Regions from separate parts of the Mus musculus genome. Here region 1 is linked to region 2. Evidence: chromatin loops called from intact Hi-C (ENCODE). Cell type or tissue: heart. All regions are shown on one strand.

What was found. Hi-C counts contacts between places; a loop is a spot of excess contacts. Peaks named below come from ENCODE experiments on the same cell type or tissue, not always from the same donor. Only the 100,000 strongest peaks of a DNase experiment are listed, where the experiment ranks them.
Region 1: it touches region 2 in a loop (4-fold over the local background); 37 of 42 quality-filtered maps call a loop at or near these places.

The regions. Positions count from the first base shown.
Region 1 is chr1:170,132,732-170,140,731 of GRCm38, reverse strand. No RefSeq gene overlaps it. Among named protein-coding and RNA genes, the nearest start is that of Uap1, 38 kb to the left of the region's middle. In heart, a CTCF peak has its summit at 4,186 (motif pointing right); a DNase peak (open chromatin) is centred at 4,151; H3K27ac peaks cover 412 bases.
Region 2 is chr1:169,946,735-169,954,734 of GRCm38, reverse strand. Hsd17b7 (hydroxysteroid (17-beta) dehydrogenase 7) reads left to right here. Exons shown (of 9, transcript NM_010476.3): 9 at 1,601-5,198. The coding sequence ends at 1,702. Among named protein-coding and RNA genes, the nearest start is that of Hsd17b7, 18 kb to the left of the region's middle. In heart, CTCF peaks have their summits at 3,912 (motif pointing left) and 6,888 (motif pointing right); no DNase peak of the experiment used is centred here; H3K27ac peaks cover 320 bases.

The sequences.
Region 1 (8,000 bases), 190 kb before region 2:
AGCAAAGAGAATCTCAAGTAAGGAGAGAGCCCGGAGGCCATGACAGTGTGAGGAGAAGCACGTATGCCACAGGCAGTTCTCATTAAGTCCTGCCCCAACGTTATCCACATTCAGGACTGGATAGTGTTTCCAAAAGAGGAACCGAAGTCATTTGGCCACAGTGGAGATTTTATGAGAGAATTAATAGAGTCCACTCAGATCACACTATGAATATTTGATTGGCAGCCACCGTGCACATGTGCAGGCCCTCAGGTGTGTTCCATTGCTTCCACTGGAAGATGAACAAAAGGCGTGTCGATCCCCACCTCCATCCCCAGGTTTGGAGGCTTTTCATGATGGGAGATTTTATTTCTAGTTCTAGATTATCTTAGCATTTCCTCTTGATGACTGCCAAGTCTGATCTGGAGAAGAGGTGAGAGACACCGTGTATAATCTATGAGGAATATAATCTACAGCCATTTGGTTAGTTTTCCAGTCTGTTTTTCTACTGCCCGAGACGGGTGCTTTTGCAATTCAGTCTCTGGTGTCGCAAAACCACAATGTTTACCTCAAAGGTCCTAAGAGATCATTTATTCTGGAGTCAAATATGAGTGATTGTAGCCCGGGAACACAAAGTTAGGTTACCCCAAATTCCATGTTCCAATGTGGAAGTATTTTTGAAGTCTTTATTGTAAAACAAAAAAAAGTTGTAAATCAAAGTGCTTTTCAAATATACTGAAGTTTAAAATCAGAGAAATCTCAGTTATAAGCCTTATGCTGTCTGATAACTCTTAGCCTCTTGGCTGGAAGAGTAGAGTTTTGTTAGTTAATACATTCCAAAAGATTTTTTGTTTGTTTGTTTGTGTGTTTGTTTGTTTGTTTTTAAACTGTTAGTCACAGGATGTTAGTCCTGAAACAGGTGGACTAGAATGGCCATCAAGGGGGCTAAAAAGATAGCCCAGAATAAACTATAATTAGGCTCTGGACCTGCAACATCAACCCTTCCACACCACTGAAGTTCTAACTAGACAATCAGCTCTGCTGCACAGTTTCTTTCCAGGAATTCTTGTTCACTTCTCTGCAGCTCCAGGTTTTAGGAAATGCACATTGAGAAGTGATCCTTAAGGGAGTGAGGTCATAGCCAGCATTCTGGAGACATAAAAGGTACAACAGTTCTTTCCTTAATAGTTTTCATTGAAAAACATTCATAATAAAGATAATTTAATGCTAAGAAGGACGTTAAACAGGAGCAAACAGTGATCCCGTTGACTGGAGTTTGGCAGCAAGAGTGCTCGAGAACTCTATTGTGTTAGGGTTCTCCAGGGAAATGGCTCCTAAGGAGGTTGACAGGCAGATAGAGTTATATAGACATTTCTCTGGACAGATTGGCTCATAAGGTTGTAGAAGCTAAGTTCTGTGACCTCATGATTATAAGCTTGAAGTCTGAAAAAGTCAGTGGTATAATTCTAGTCCATTGTCAAGGTAGAGAACTAATAGTGTACATCCCAGCCATCCAGAAGATGCCAGGGTCATAAAACAAAGAAGATGGTTGTCCCAGCTCAAACAGCACATGCATACTTCTCCCACCTTTTTTGCCTCCACAGGCCCTCAGTAGTAGTTCCCACATGAATAAGGCTGATCTTTACAGTACACTGATTTAGGGTTTCATATGCTGATGTCTTCCATCCCCCTCCCCCTTCCTCCCCAAGCATCCTTAGAGACCCCCTGGGAAAGAATGGTATCCCAGCTCTCTGGTATTTTCTTAGCCTAAGGAAACTGACACAAAATTAACATCTCATCACTGTGGGAATATAGATGCTTAATAGACTGCCTTTAGATCACTAAGTTCTAACAAAATAAATGTATGCCACCCACTAAAATAGTCATGAACATAAAAAAGTTCATAACGCAGAAGTGAGTGGGAGGGGAGGCTAGTGCCTGTGCCAGCCTGCCCGAGTCTCCAGCATGTACTCTCACTACTAGGCTAAATTTATGTTGAGAACTTTTTCTTTATTAGATATTTTCTTTATTTACATTTCAAATGTTATCCTCTTTCCTAGTTTCCTCTCCAAAAATCCCCTATACTCTTCCCCCTCCCTCTGCTCCCCAACCAACCCACTCCTGCTTCCTGGCCCTGGCATTCCCCTATATTGGAGCATAGAACCTTTACAAGACCAAGGGCCTCTCCTCCCATTGATGACTGACTAGGCCATCCTCTGCTACATATACAGCTAGAGACAAGAGCTCTGGGGGATACTAATTCATATTGTTGTTCCACCTATAGAGTTGCAGACCCCATCAGCTCCTTGGCTTCTTTCTCTAGCTTCTCCATTGGGGGCCCTGTGTTCCATCCAATAGATGACTGTGAGCATCCACTTCTGTATTTGCCAGGCACTGGCAGAGCCTCTCAGGAGGCTTTTTCATTTGAGAAGAGAACTGCGGAGAAATCTTCACCTTGTAACAATGACGTTATTCCAAATAGGCAGTGATTAAGAACTGGCAGAAATGAATTCATAGTAGGAAAATAGAATAACAAAGTCCTATAGGAGGGATGGCAACCGAGCAAGGAGCACAGGCATTTGCCAGGGTTTTCAAATACTCTGAACTTGGGCAGTGGTCATGGAGCCATTTAAAGGAAAAAAAAAATCCTAAAACTGAACAGTTAAGATTTGTTATTTTTCGAAGTTCTGCCTCAAGAAGAACATTTTATACCTCATGCAGTTTTGTTTCAAGATATAATTCATTGGTCAAAGATGGGGCTTAAGTAACTTAAAATTTCATTACTAGGATATGGAAGAGTAGGGATTAAAATCCAAGTCTTCTGGCTCTACAGTCTTGTCACATGGTCCAATCCAAACAGCATTCTGAAAATGTTGAGCACAAGCTAAAGTGTTGGAGAGAGGAACAGACAGAAACAGTTGTGTTTTTACAAGGTTTAAGTTCTTTGTGCTGAAGAGGAAATGGAAAGGCTAAGAATCAATTGTTTTTTGTGACTGTCACCATCAATAGTTCAAGGAAGAGGCAAGTTGGCAAACTTTGGCCTCATAGCACAAGAAGAGAGAGGACCAGATGACTGAAGGCAGAGCCATACTTGGGCTACTGTGAAGTAATGAGGATCTTGACAAGGTTATGCAACATCAGCCGAAGACCAATCAATTGTTCCTGGGCCTGGGTGACATTTTCTTGTTATCTGGAAGGTAGGTGTGTGTGTATGTGAGTGTGCATGTGTGTATGTGTGTGCATATGTGTGTGAGTATGTATGTGTGAGTATGTGTGGCAGCAGGGCACTTCTGGGAATACTTAACATTTGAGAGAACAGGACTATATTTAGGCAAATCTAATTGTTTCAAGGGAAAGATTCCTACATTCTTTGAACATGTTTATCTGCTCATAAAAGACATCCTGAAGAGGCGAGCATTTGGCAGCCTGAATCTGGCACAAGTCAGAATGTCATAGTAGAAGAGGGCCTGAGAGCACAAGATCCCATCCAACCCTATTCATTGAGCAATTGGGAAATGCAATAGAAATCTTGATAACTCACATATAGGAGATGGAAAGTCAAACCCTAGAAGAGAAGACACTTGAGAACCCATTCTCACAGATAAGCATATTCAAGTGGAGATGCTCAGAGTACTATTACAATCAGCATTATTGGTCAAAAGCTATCGGGAGAGGGATCGTTACTTGACTGTTTAGTTCTTAAGTATGAACTTAGGTGACAACATCATGTCACAAAAAGATTGGACACATCTGTGGATAGGGACTCCCCCCACCTCCCATAGCCTTCTGAAATCCTCTACAATGTAGTTGCCATTGTCCTTTCCCTCAGGACTTAACCTAGCTCTAATATGCCAAGCTGTTAGGAGGCCTAGTATAAAGAAAACTCGAGGTTAGGATTTTGAGGGTATCAGACCCAGGATGGTGTGCACAACTGTAATTGCAGCCCCTGACAAATGGAGGCAGAAGGAGCTTAAATTCATAGTGAGTTTGGAGTGAGCCTGAAATACATGAAACGCTGCCATGAAGAGACATAAAATATGAGGGTAATAGTCGAAGCCCTGAAGCAGAATATTTTTGGCAGACTTGGTTCCTCACGTCTTCTGACTGTACTATAGACTACTTCCTGTGAGTCAGCTGTCCCCGAGGCCTCGTCTTGGCAGGCCACAGTTCTTTGTGGCTTTTGTGGAAGGGTTATGTCTGAGCAGCAGAGGGCAGTATGAACAAAGGCTGGGATGAAGTAGCAACTCAGCCTTGGTTCAGGAGCTCTGGCTTTGCAGCAATGAATGTCATTATGCATCCTCCCAGAGCTTCCTTCCTAGCCCAACCATCTTGCCCCTGACGCTACAGGTGTGTCTTTCTGTTATTCTTCCCACTTGCAGCAGACCAGAGTACTTAGTTTGAATGATTCATTTTACATATAAGTAACTGAGTTCCAAAAGAAGCCACTCCCTTAAGGATGTGCATCTAGGTAGTAACAGTTCAGACTACATGCTAGATCTGAGCTGGGGTCAGGATTTAGGCGCCAACTGCTTACTAAGATTAATTCAAGCCTAAGTGTGGTTTAAATGGCAGAGATGATAGGTGAAGATGAAGGACGAGACAGAGCTTATGACAGACAGAAATAGCAATAGCAAGGATTCTACAAATTGGTGAGGTTTCTTTTTCAATATATCTTTTCTATATTCCATTTCAACAAAAACCCTTTTCAAAAGAGGGTGCAGGGGGGTGGTGTAGCTCAGTGGTAGAGTGCCTGGACTGCATAGCCCTAGGTTTGAAGACCGACACCCCCCCCAAAAAAAAGAATTAGTAAATTCATTAAAAGTTAATTATAACTTATCATTTAATTGAATGGATCATTTTCTTGCATCTAGACAATTAAATCATGATATAAGAAATTCCAATTTTTTGCCTCAACCAAGTTCAACTTTTCCAAAGTCCGGTTCTCCAGAAATAACTGACCACTTTCCTGTGTGTCTTACACATCTTTCCAACCATCCTCCTCTTTGGAGCCCTGAGCCTCATCCCCGCAAGCTAGGATAGGTGGCATCCTGGTCCTAACCCTACCCAGGGAATTGTTCTCTGCTTAGCAGGGGTATTTCTCTGAGCCAGCTCTCGGGCTTAAAAGGCTTAATATATATGGACTTGTGGTGGATAGTCGCCATTGTCAATGTGATTGGATTTTGGAGTTACCTAGGAGACACACCTTGACCAAGAGAGGACATTTCCAGAGAAGTTTAAAAAAACAAAGACAAACAAACAAACAAACAAAACCATAAACAAAATATCCACCCTGAATCTGGGCAGCACCATACCACCTTTATTTACTTCCTCTGACTCCCTGTGGGTGGCCACTTGGTATGTTCCATTTCCAACTTTATGACCTTTTCATTCATATATATACATATGTATATATGTATGTGTGTGTATACATATACATATATATATATATATATATATACATACACATACATATACACATACATACACCATTGAGTATAATTATTATTGTCCATATGTACCCAGGTATGAGGCTATCCACTGGAGCAACTTACCAGCGGCCATATAAACAAAGGAAAACCACTCTCCCTCTGCCAGCAGCCAGCAGTAGCCAATGGCTTCTCAGCTAGGGGCGGGGGGCCTTGTTTTCCCCATCCCTGGTGGAGTTTTGACTGCCTTGAGCCTGTGCAGACAAACATAGCTAATGGAGTTCACGTGTGCAACTGCTACGTCATGTCCGGAAGACATCTCAAAGCACTCCTGTCCACTCTTACATCCCTTCCACCTTTTCTTCCGCAGTGTTCCCCGAGCCTTGGGCGCATAGGTGATATGGACGTCTCATTGAGAGCCAAGCACTAGCAGTCCTCTATTCTTAGCCCGTCGACTAGTTTTAAGTGTCTGCGTTTATGGCTGCCAGCTACCACAACAAAAATCAAAACCTTCTCTGACCAAGACTGAGAGTAGCCCAGGTCTGTGGGTATGAAAGCGAGTATTTAGGTCATGTAGTCTCCCCATATCTAGGGCATATTGTCTTCACAGCTATGAGTTTTTGACCAGGATACAGTACTGGGGATGAATCCTTTTTTCTTGTGGATCAGAAAGGGATTGGTGACTCTGTAACTGTCAAACTACAATTGCATCCGTGTACACATCTCACCTAAGCAGGCCGGTATTGTAGCCTGCACGGTCCTGTGCTGAGGAAGACCACGGATGTCTTTCTCCCTCTGCTGTCTGCCTAGCCCCTCCTGGCACTCGGAAAGCCAGCAGGGGAAAAGGTTTCCTGGTCAATCTCACTTTGACTCCTTTGTGTCCTGCAACCAAACTGTGTGGTTTCTTCAGTTACAGTGTCTAGATTTATGCCCTGCACCTCTTCAGATAGGTTCTGGGGATCGAATTCGAGTCTTCACACTTTGTACAAACACTTTACCAACCAAGTTTTCTCATCTATGGAATTTTAATTTTGGTTATTTATAGTACCGTTCATCTCTAAGATTTTGCTTAGTTCTTTAAAATTAGCAATTTCTTATTTATAAGACATCGTTCTCAGGCTTGCTCTTAACTATTTGCACTGAGTTTTTTTTTTATTTCTTAGAAAAGATTTATGATGTCTGCTTTAAAGCCTTTTACTAGTAAGCCTGCATTAGGGTTTCCCCAGGATCTATTTTTATCAACTACTTTTTTTCCCTCTTACATAGACTAATTTTCTTGGTCTTGTGTAAGTCATTTAAAAACTACTAGATAATTAAAATAGCACAGCATAGTGACTCTGAAAATCACATTTCTTTTTTCCTCATTGTTACTGACTTAATAGTCTTCATGTTTTGCATGGGTGAACACTAATGTTTCCGTTAGTTGTACTTAGTGGCCAGCTATAAGAGAAACTTTTTTAGATATTTTAAACCAAATGTTGTTTTTCTGCTTTCTGCTGACAGATTCTATGTGAGTGCCAGGGTACATTCTCAACACACTAGTCAGTTTCCTTCCTTCCTTCCTTCCTTCCTTCCTTCCTTCCTTCCTTCCTTCCTTCCTTCCTTCCTTCCTTCCTTCCTCCCTCCCTCCCTTCTTCTCTCTCTCTCTCTCTCTCTTTCTGTCTGTCTGTCTTTCTTTCTTTCTTTCTTTCTTTCTTTCTTTCTTTCTTTCTTTCTTTCTTTCTTTCTTTCTTTCTTTCTCTCTCTTTCAGATGTATTTATTTATTTAATTTATGTGAGTACACTGTAGCTGTCTTCAAACACACCAGAAGAGGGCTTCAGATCTTATTACAGATGGTTGTGAGCCATCATGTGGTTGCTGAGAATTGAACTCAGGACCTCAGGACCTCTGGAGGAACAGTCAGTGCTCTTAACCACTGAGCCATCTCTCCAGCCTCTAGTCAGCTTCTTTTTTTCTCAATTTTTGTTTGCCCAGTATCTTATTGTTAGCCAGAGTTGAGAAAATATACCTTTCTTAGCCACTTATAGGCATACTTATGGGCTTAGTTTGAGTCTTTTAGATCCCTAAGAATGTACTGGGGAACTTTGCAAAGTTCATGTAGGAAATCTAATTTTCTCTTTAAATCATCTTGGCCAGCTCCTTGCTTGCTTTGGTGTGCCATAGGCCACTGCCGTGTTACACCGTTGCCACTGCATACTTTTGATAAACAACCTAAAGATACTGTTTCCTACTGGGTGAAACCTGAGTCAGGTCAAATAAAAGACAACTCTAGAATATAGAGTTTCCAGACGGCTGGCAGATGGGGAAGAAAGATAGAGAGGATGGAAGGTGGTACCTTTTGAAAACCTTCCAAACCTTCTGCTGTCTCTAGAGGTGAATAGGTAGCTATTTTTCACAGATACCATTTTGAGGCTGCTAGTTTGAATCTTTTATTTTAGAGGTTTGGGAACTTGAGGTGTTATGCATACTAAGTAAATGGTGTACCTATTCTCAGACCGTGTGTGTGTGTGTGTGTGTGTGTGTGTGTGCATGCAGATGTATGTTGAGACCGGGGACTAGTCAGTTAGCTACTCTGGCTGGCCAGCAAGTGCCAG
Region 2 (8,000 bases):
GTTATTTCATGTTACACTTCCACATCACAGTCCATCAGTGAGGAAAGTTAGGGCCGGAATGCAAAAGGGGAACCTGGAGCCTGGCACCGAAGCAGAAGCCGTGAAGGAGCGCTTCGTTTTGGCTTGCTCCCACTGGCTGGTTCATTTGCTTCCTGATAGATAGCCCCAGGAGCGTCATCCCGGGGGGCTGGAGCTGCCCACCTTGAGCTGAGTCCTCCCACATCACTCATCAACCAAGAAAATGAGCCACAGGCCAGTCTGGTGGGAGCATTTCTCTCAGTTCATGCATGTTACCTCTTCCAAAATGACAGTTGTGTCAAATGACAAGCAATTAATCAGCACAGACTAGTTATATACCAGGTTCACCTACAGAGGCAGATCACAGAGATCTGCCTGCCTCTGCCTCCTGAGTACTGGGATTGAAGATACGCACTGCCCTGCATATCTTTTTAAAAAAAACAAAACAAAACAAAACTCAAGTTTGTGTTAATTTATAATCCTTAATATATAAAAGTGATTCAGTTTAGAAACTCTGTTATAAATTATTAAGCTCCCTTTGGGGCTTTTAGAGTTTATTTAAACTTATAACCTTACAGGGAACAATTAACCTATCAGTGGGAAGAAAATGTTTAATTCCACAAACCCAAGCATTTCATTAATATTCTGTGAGGCACATTGAAGAGAATACTTTAGCCTTTGATTCATTTGTGGAAATCAGCTTTGCCCTCTGTTAAAGGGTTGAGGGAAGTAGTGACTGCTAATCTTGGGGTTGGAGGGCAGTCATTGTCTTCAGTTGTGTATCCACTGAGAAGCCTGCCACGCTGCAGCAGGCCGCCACACCCATGCATGTGTGGACCACCTCTGTTAAACCCAGTGTGCCACAACACAAACCAAAATGATACGAAAGCCTTGCGGGCAGGGAGGAGTTGGGGGGGGGCGTGAGAGGCAGAGGGGCTGAGGACGAATCTAACCAGAATGAAGATTTTTCCTGGGATACATTTCAATAAAGGTGAGCTTGGACAGAGAGATCTGTGACATCTGCAGTCTCAGTCCAAATAGTGAAAAGAATCAAATGAGGAGAAATGTTACTTCCAAAATGTTGAAGGTTTCCTTAACCCCTAGCCTTTAGGAAGAGCCCGGTTTTTGAGGTTCAGGCTCCTCGTTGATTAGGAAACAAAGAGATCCTGTTTATAGTTCTTGTGTTCGGTTGAAGTAAGATTTTCTCTAGGAAGAACAAGAATACAACATAATAGTGATATAAGACAGGATCTCCAGTTTCATGCACATAGGAGCACTTTGGAAGCGGGTGAGTGTGGACAGGAATTGAGATGTGATTCCCCGCACTCCCCGTTTCCCTCATGGTTGGGTTAGGAGTTAGACTAGGAAAGACATTGTGTATCTCTCTGCCAAAGCAAGCAGCAGGAGATTTGGCGGATGCCAGTTTGCATGAGCATTTCCGTCCTCAGGTGTTTCCCAGCTGCCCCTTCCTGCCCCTTCCTAGCGTCCAGTTCTCTTACACGCGTGGGCGCCTCCCTTTGCGCCAGTGCACTGTGTTTTGTTTTTTCTTTTGCAGTCATCTTTATCTGTGCTTGTTTTCCAGATGGACATAGATGAAGACACTGCTGAAAAATTCTATGAGGTCTTACTGGAGCTGGAAAAGCGTGTCAGGACCACCGTTCAGAAATCGGATCACCCGAGCTGATGTAGGCGTTCCTCAGGGCACCCCGTGGGCACCTCCTGTACGCCATGGCACACGTGGCTTTCCATCTCGCTGGGTGATACACATTTGCAGTAAACCATAAGCCATGACGATCTCTCCTCCTACCTTTCACAGTGATCTCCAAGACTGTGTGTGTGCACATTTTTGCAGGCGTGCACACACATGTGAGAAAGGACTGGCAAAGTAGAGGGACCAACTACTTACCCCTCCAGAGCAGTGTCCTGTTGGAACTGCTAGAGGTTTCCTGCGGTGCATCCTTGGATCGCTTTCTGCCTCCTAGAGCCCAGTAGTTTTGACTTGTGTGATGGGGACACAGTACAGCCTGAAGCTTCTTTTAGTCTCAGCACGGAGGGGCAATGCCACTGGGTAGGACTTCTACTTCTTGTTTTTCCTCCACGATCCCCTCTTTTACTCTCTTTACATTCTCCTTCATATGCTGCTTTGGCTAATCTTATTCATTCATGGTCCGTCCATGTAGTCATTTTCAAGAGAAAGGTATTCAAGAGAAAGGTGTGAATGTGTTTGGGCCACAAGCATTATTTTCGGTCTTTAATAACATCTATACTATAGATGTATTCATTATGAACAGCTTATTGTCATGATCATATTTCACTGGAATTAAACTTAGAGCAAAAGAAAATATTCATGTTTCAAAAAAAAAATTTTAAAAACCCTGACAAACTGCTAGGACGCCATCCGGTACACAGTAGAAGCAGAAGAGTTGACTTTTATGTGTCAGATGATGAGTTTTTCAAACCTTTTCTCCATAAATCTTAAGAGCCATCCCTGAGTATCAGAACGCTAGAGATGGCAAGACATTTTTATCATAAAGGCATCCTATCTCTCGGGATAAAATTCTGAACAAAAGTAAGAAAGTGATAGATACATAAATATAATCTCCCTACAACTTGTGGTATGAAAACTTTCTGGTTAGAGTGTCTCTAATTTTGTTGACTACGTTTTCTTTTGTAAAGATACAGAGGAGAATGAGTCCACACCCACGGGCCCCTCCTCTGTCTCTGGGAAGCAAGGGGTGGTTTTTCATTCTTCATCCTGAGTGAGCCCCCACTTGGCAAAGGCTCCATCTCAGGGGGAACTCATGTTTCTCATCTGCAAAGCAAAGCTGTCACCCCCCTGTTCTGTTCTTCGCGGCCTTGCCTGAGGATCCGTGTTCTGTGTGAACCATGAGAATTCCTCATTTTGGTAGAGAATCAGGTTCCTTAGAGATCAATAAGCCAGCATGCTGAGGCCCAGACACTGCAGGCCACCGCCCTTCTGAAGGATGGCCCCTTCTCTTCCCCATGTGCTTGTTTCCAGGAGACAGTACCGAGCTCTGCAGTGGTATGGGGAGGATTAGGGTCCCTGCGGCTGGGTAGTCATAACCTTAACTTGCCTTGAGAGAGTGGATTGAGAAAAAGCTTGGGTTTTGCTTATTTGTGAGTTTGGAGAAAACACCCTTTTCTGGGGTTGTCAAGTTATAAACATCAAGTTATTCTTAGAAGTCTTTATTAACTTTTTGCTGGCTTCATTGGGAATTCCCTCTGTTTTATTCCTGATACTAGTATCTGCCCATGGTCAGCAAGGCAGGAGCTTTTCCAGTTTGCTGGTATTTGCAAAGAACCTTTGTTTCTGCCTCATTTTTTTCCTAGTTATTTACATATTATCCATATAGATTATTAGCTCTACTTGTTTTAATTATCTTTTTGTTTTCTTTGACTTAAAGTAAAACTTTTCTAGTTCCTTGAGTTAAAACTTAGGTTCCATATTTGGAAATCTTTCTTAATTGTTGCTATAAGCATTTACTTATAAGCATTTAATTATCTAGATGCTATTCTCATCCCACATGTGCCGACATTGTCCGGCATTATATTAATTTATGTTGAGGTTTCCTTTTATGAATTATTAAGCAATATTCAATGCTCATATTTTTAGAGATTTAAAAGATTGATACTGGCTGGGAAGATGACTTAGTGGTTGAGAGCACTGGCTGCCTGCCCTGGAACGCACTCTGTAGACCAGGCTGGCCTTGAACTCAGAAAATCACCTGCCTCTGCCTCCCAAGTGCTGGGACTAAAAGCATGCACTACCACTGCCCGGCTACTGGCTACTCTTTCAAAGGACCCAGGTTTGATTCCTAGGACCATGTGGTGGCTCACAAACATCTCTAACTTCAGTTCTAGGGGATCTGATGCCCTCTTCTGGCCTCGGTGGGTACCACAAGTGCATCCGATGCCCAGGCATCTGTGCAGACAAAACACATAAGAATAAATCTTTTAAAAGTTGGAACTGGCTTCTAGGTGTAGTCTGTTGGGATTTCATAGTTTGATGTTAATATAGTCAGGGTATATTAAGTCCTATTTCTGCATTGCATTTCTTGACTTTTATTTATTGTACAGGATCTGTTGTGCTTGAATGAGTGTTCTGTGAATTTTTCTTCACACCACACCAGCTCGTATCTCCTCCTTGGAACACTCTTGTTGTTCCCTTTGTGTTTTGTGCGGAGTTCACGGGTGCCTTCAGGCAGGTGTTGTGTGGGAGGGCCGCAGTGCTCTGTTAGAAGCAGTATTTCTCACCTTTACACCGGCTTCATTTCTCTTGTGGTTTTACCCTTCTGTTTCTTTCCTGTGCTCAGTCCGTTTTTCTTGTTCTATGACCATTTCTGGTTTTAATTTTAAAATTTTGGTTCACGTTATTCTTAATTTATTTTCATGTATTTATTTTGCATGCTTGGGCGTATTGAATTCAGGGCCTTGGGGCTCATCTTCTTTCTGTAGTTGATTCCCTAGGCTGGAATGCTGCTGGAATGCTGCTGGAATGCTGCTGTGGTACTTGTCAACTGAGGCTTTTGTTCGGTTGGTTTGTTTTGTTCCAGTTTTGTTTTCTTCAGTCCTCAATAAGGTCTTCGATAGTTATTTAATCTAAAATTTCATCATATCCCTCGGGTTCTATCATCCTTATTTACTTTGTAAAAAAAAAAACCAAAATATTTATTTGAGGTCTGAAGAGATGGCTCAGCACTTAAGAGCCCCGAGTGCATAGCTTCATTGCTTCTGTAGGCTCCTAGCCACATTTGAAGCTGCCGCTCTCAGAAACGTATACCAGCGCTAAGTAACTTGTCTTCCTTGTATTGATAGAGGGTGCTTTAAAAAAAAATTACCTATTTTTCTGTCAAGCTGTGTATTTATGTCTCTTACTATTTCTTGTTTGATTTTTCACCTTTGGTAAGAAGAGATATTATTATCTATATAATAAAGAATGAAGCTTTTGCCTAAAAATCATTTATTTATCTAACACTTGTGCTCATTTCTCATGTTTATTGTCCTTTACTTTTCCAAAGGATCAGGGCCAAGACCTTCCATGGTTGTTTCTGGCTATATTTCTAGTGTTTGACCAGTGCTTGCCATTTCCTGGGCTCTTGATGAATGTATGAACAGTTGATTGAACAAGCATCTATTTGAATAAAATTATCATGCTATCTTGGTTTTAGACTCAGTTAATTTTTATTATGCCACATTTATAAAAAGCTACACTGTATCTTAATTTGGAATTCTGTTCAGAATGCCAAGCTAGCGTTTACTGAGACTGTCGTTACTCTTGAAGAACACATTGACAGCATCTATCACAAGTTTCAAGCACACGTGCCTTTAGCAAGTCAGCGTTTCTCAATTTGCCCTAAAGATAGGTCTCGAATACATACACTGTGACAGGGTTATTGTCACCTGTTGGAAACTCTTGGTGCTAAATATGCTTTGAAAATGAAAGTTGCTTGTTCTTTGGAAAGATAAGCTGGTGCACACAATACAGTATGGTTGGTAACAGCCCTAGAGGGAGTTGGGGCAACAACCTATAATCAAAGCCAGTTGCATGTCAGCAAAAAAGACGCACGAATTCACATTAAAGCAGCATAAGAACTATAAACAGCCTCCTCCCAGCTTGGATAGGCTTAGTGCCAAGGAGTATGCTAAATATTTTGAAAAGACGTTCAGTTTCCTAAGCTGTTTGGGCCTTGAAATTGCAGGCCAGGGATTTCAGACCACTGTAACAACGTTCATTGTCGCATCATTGTCCGGCAGCAGCAGGAGAACATAAAGAATGTAAGCATGTTTATCCAGTCTCTAGGGTATTGCGCAAAGAATGATGGCATTTCCATAAAATACACTAAAGGTAGCAGTCTTAAAAAGGGATGAGGCAGACTGTGGGTGAAATGAATAAAACCAGATGCTGTAGAAGGCAGGGAGGTCTTGGTGTGTTCACAGACAAGCACCAGGGCAGGGGGTCCCAACCGTCCAAACCCTTCCACTCTTTACTACAGTTCCTAATTGCAATGACCCCAACCATAACATTATTTTTGTTGTTACATCAAAGCTGTAACTTTGCTACTGTCATGAATCATAATGTAAATATCTGATAGGCAGATGTCATAAGGGGTCCCCGATGAAAAGGTCGTGCAGCCCCGAAGAGGTCATGACCCACAGGTTGAGAACCACGGCACTAGGGGACCCTGGAATGTTGAGCACACAGCATTGTTCCTTCACAGGGCAGGGTGCATAACTTCCCAGGAGGCTGGGAGTAGATTTACTAAATAGCCTGGTGACCCTCACACGCACTCTGTGTGGTGGACACTGGGCTGGTTTATCTCCCCAACCGTATCATAAGTCTTATTTTCCTCACTTCATCTATAAAACCTGTCCTTATGGAAGGTCTCACGTGCACTTTATAAAGAGTTTTGATATAGCCACATCTAATCTTTAGCTTACTTTGTTCCTCTGGGAGACTTGTATGGCGTTGAGTTAATTACGACCAGGAAATATATGCCTAAAGTGGAACAACCAGGGGCAGAAAAACAACAACAGGGACCAGGGGAGACTGCATTGTTAAGTGCTCAGTGTAAAGGCAGAAAAGCAAAGGAGATATCGGAAACTGAGTAACTTGTGACTGCCTCCAGATTTTTATATTCAGAGTAAAGAGGATCAAATGGAGATAATTTAAAATCTAGCCTACCAAAAACATGGACAGACAGTCAGACTGACAGCTCTGAAAACAGATCCACATAAGACACTGGACCTGTGTACGTGGCTAAGTGGTGGTGGGGCTTATGGAACAGTTCAGGTAGCAGGTTCCTGTGGTCACTCACAGCCAGCAGAGGTCACCCTTACTCTGTGGCTTCTGGGCCAGGTAGTCTTCCGGTGCTTACAGGGCTACACCCAGACTACTTACTGTCCTGAGGTACCACCGAGGGATGGCTGAGCTGTGGTCAAGGGCTTGGGGTCAGAGGCCCATGGATTCATACTTGCGAAACTGATGCTTGTGAGTAGGTTGAATGGTCGAGGAGTCGGGTTTCATGTGCACCATGTTGATGACACTCACTGGAGTGACTTAAGGGAAGAGTGGAGGATCCATCCAGCTGAACTCTGTCCCCACCATGCCCATCTTGGGACAACTCAGAATTCTACCTGGTGTATCTCCAGACGCAAGCCCTAGTAATGATTCTGGAGTGATGGCCACAGGCTTGACTTGGTTGTCTCCTGTGTCATAGTCTGCTGGTCAGGTAGATCTCAGCTGATCTCCTTGTGTCCAGCCATCTTACTCTCTGTTGTCTTTGCCTGTCTACTTTAAGCCGTATCTTCAGCTGCCTGGGGATGCTCTCTATAGCATCAAAGCTGTTCTCATACTGCAATCACACCATTGTCGCTCCCTTGGGAATTTGAGTGAATTGATCCAACCCCAGTTCTCTCAGGATCTGTTCTATAAAGACCTTATAGGATGAGCAGGCTACACACTTCATGTAACACTAACCTTGCACCCCAAGTCTATAAAAACTGCAAACCATGAATCCTTATAGCCATCATTTAAATGCAAACTTGAGGCTCTGCTTGTTACAATTACAAAATCCCTTTTGGGGACGACTCTGCAGTAACTAGAGAGAAGAAAATAGGTTGTAAAGGGAGAGGGAAGAAAGAAAACCTTGGGTTTTTCAGCATAGGTGGCATTTTTGGCTTTCTGTCTACACACACCCCGGTGGGCAGTTTAACATACAGAAAACATACAGAAGCAATCATATATGATGAGTAAGGTGCTTTGCTTCACTGGGAGGAAGTTTTTTTTTTTTATTACGTATTTTCCTCAATTACATTTCCAATGCTATCCCAAAAGTCCCCCTAGCAAACACAGAAGTGGATGCTCACAGTCAACTATTGGATGGATCACAGGGCCCCCAAGGGAGGAAGATTCTTCTAAGCCCATTTTCTGTCAGAAAGTAGCAACTGAGCCATTCCATCTT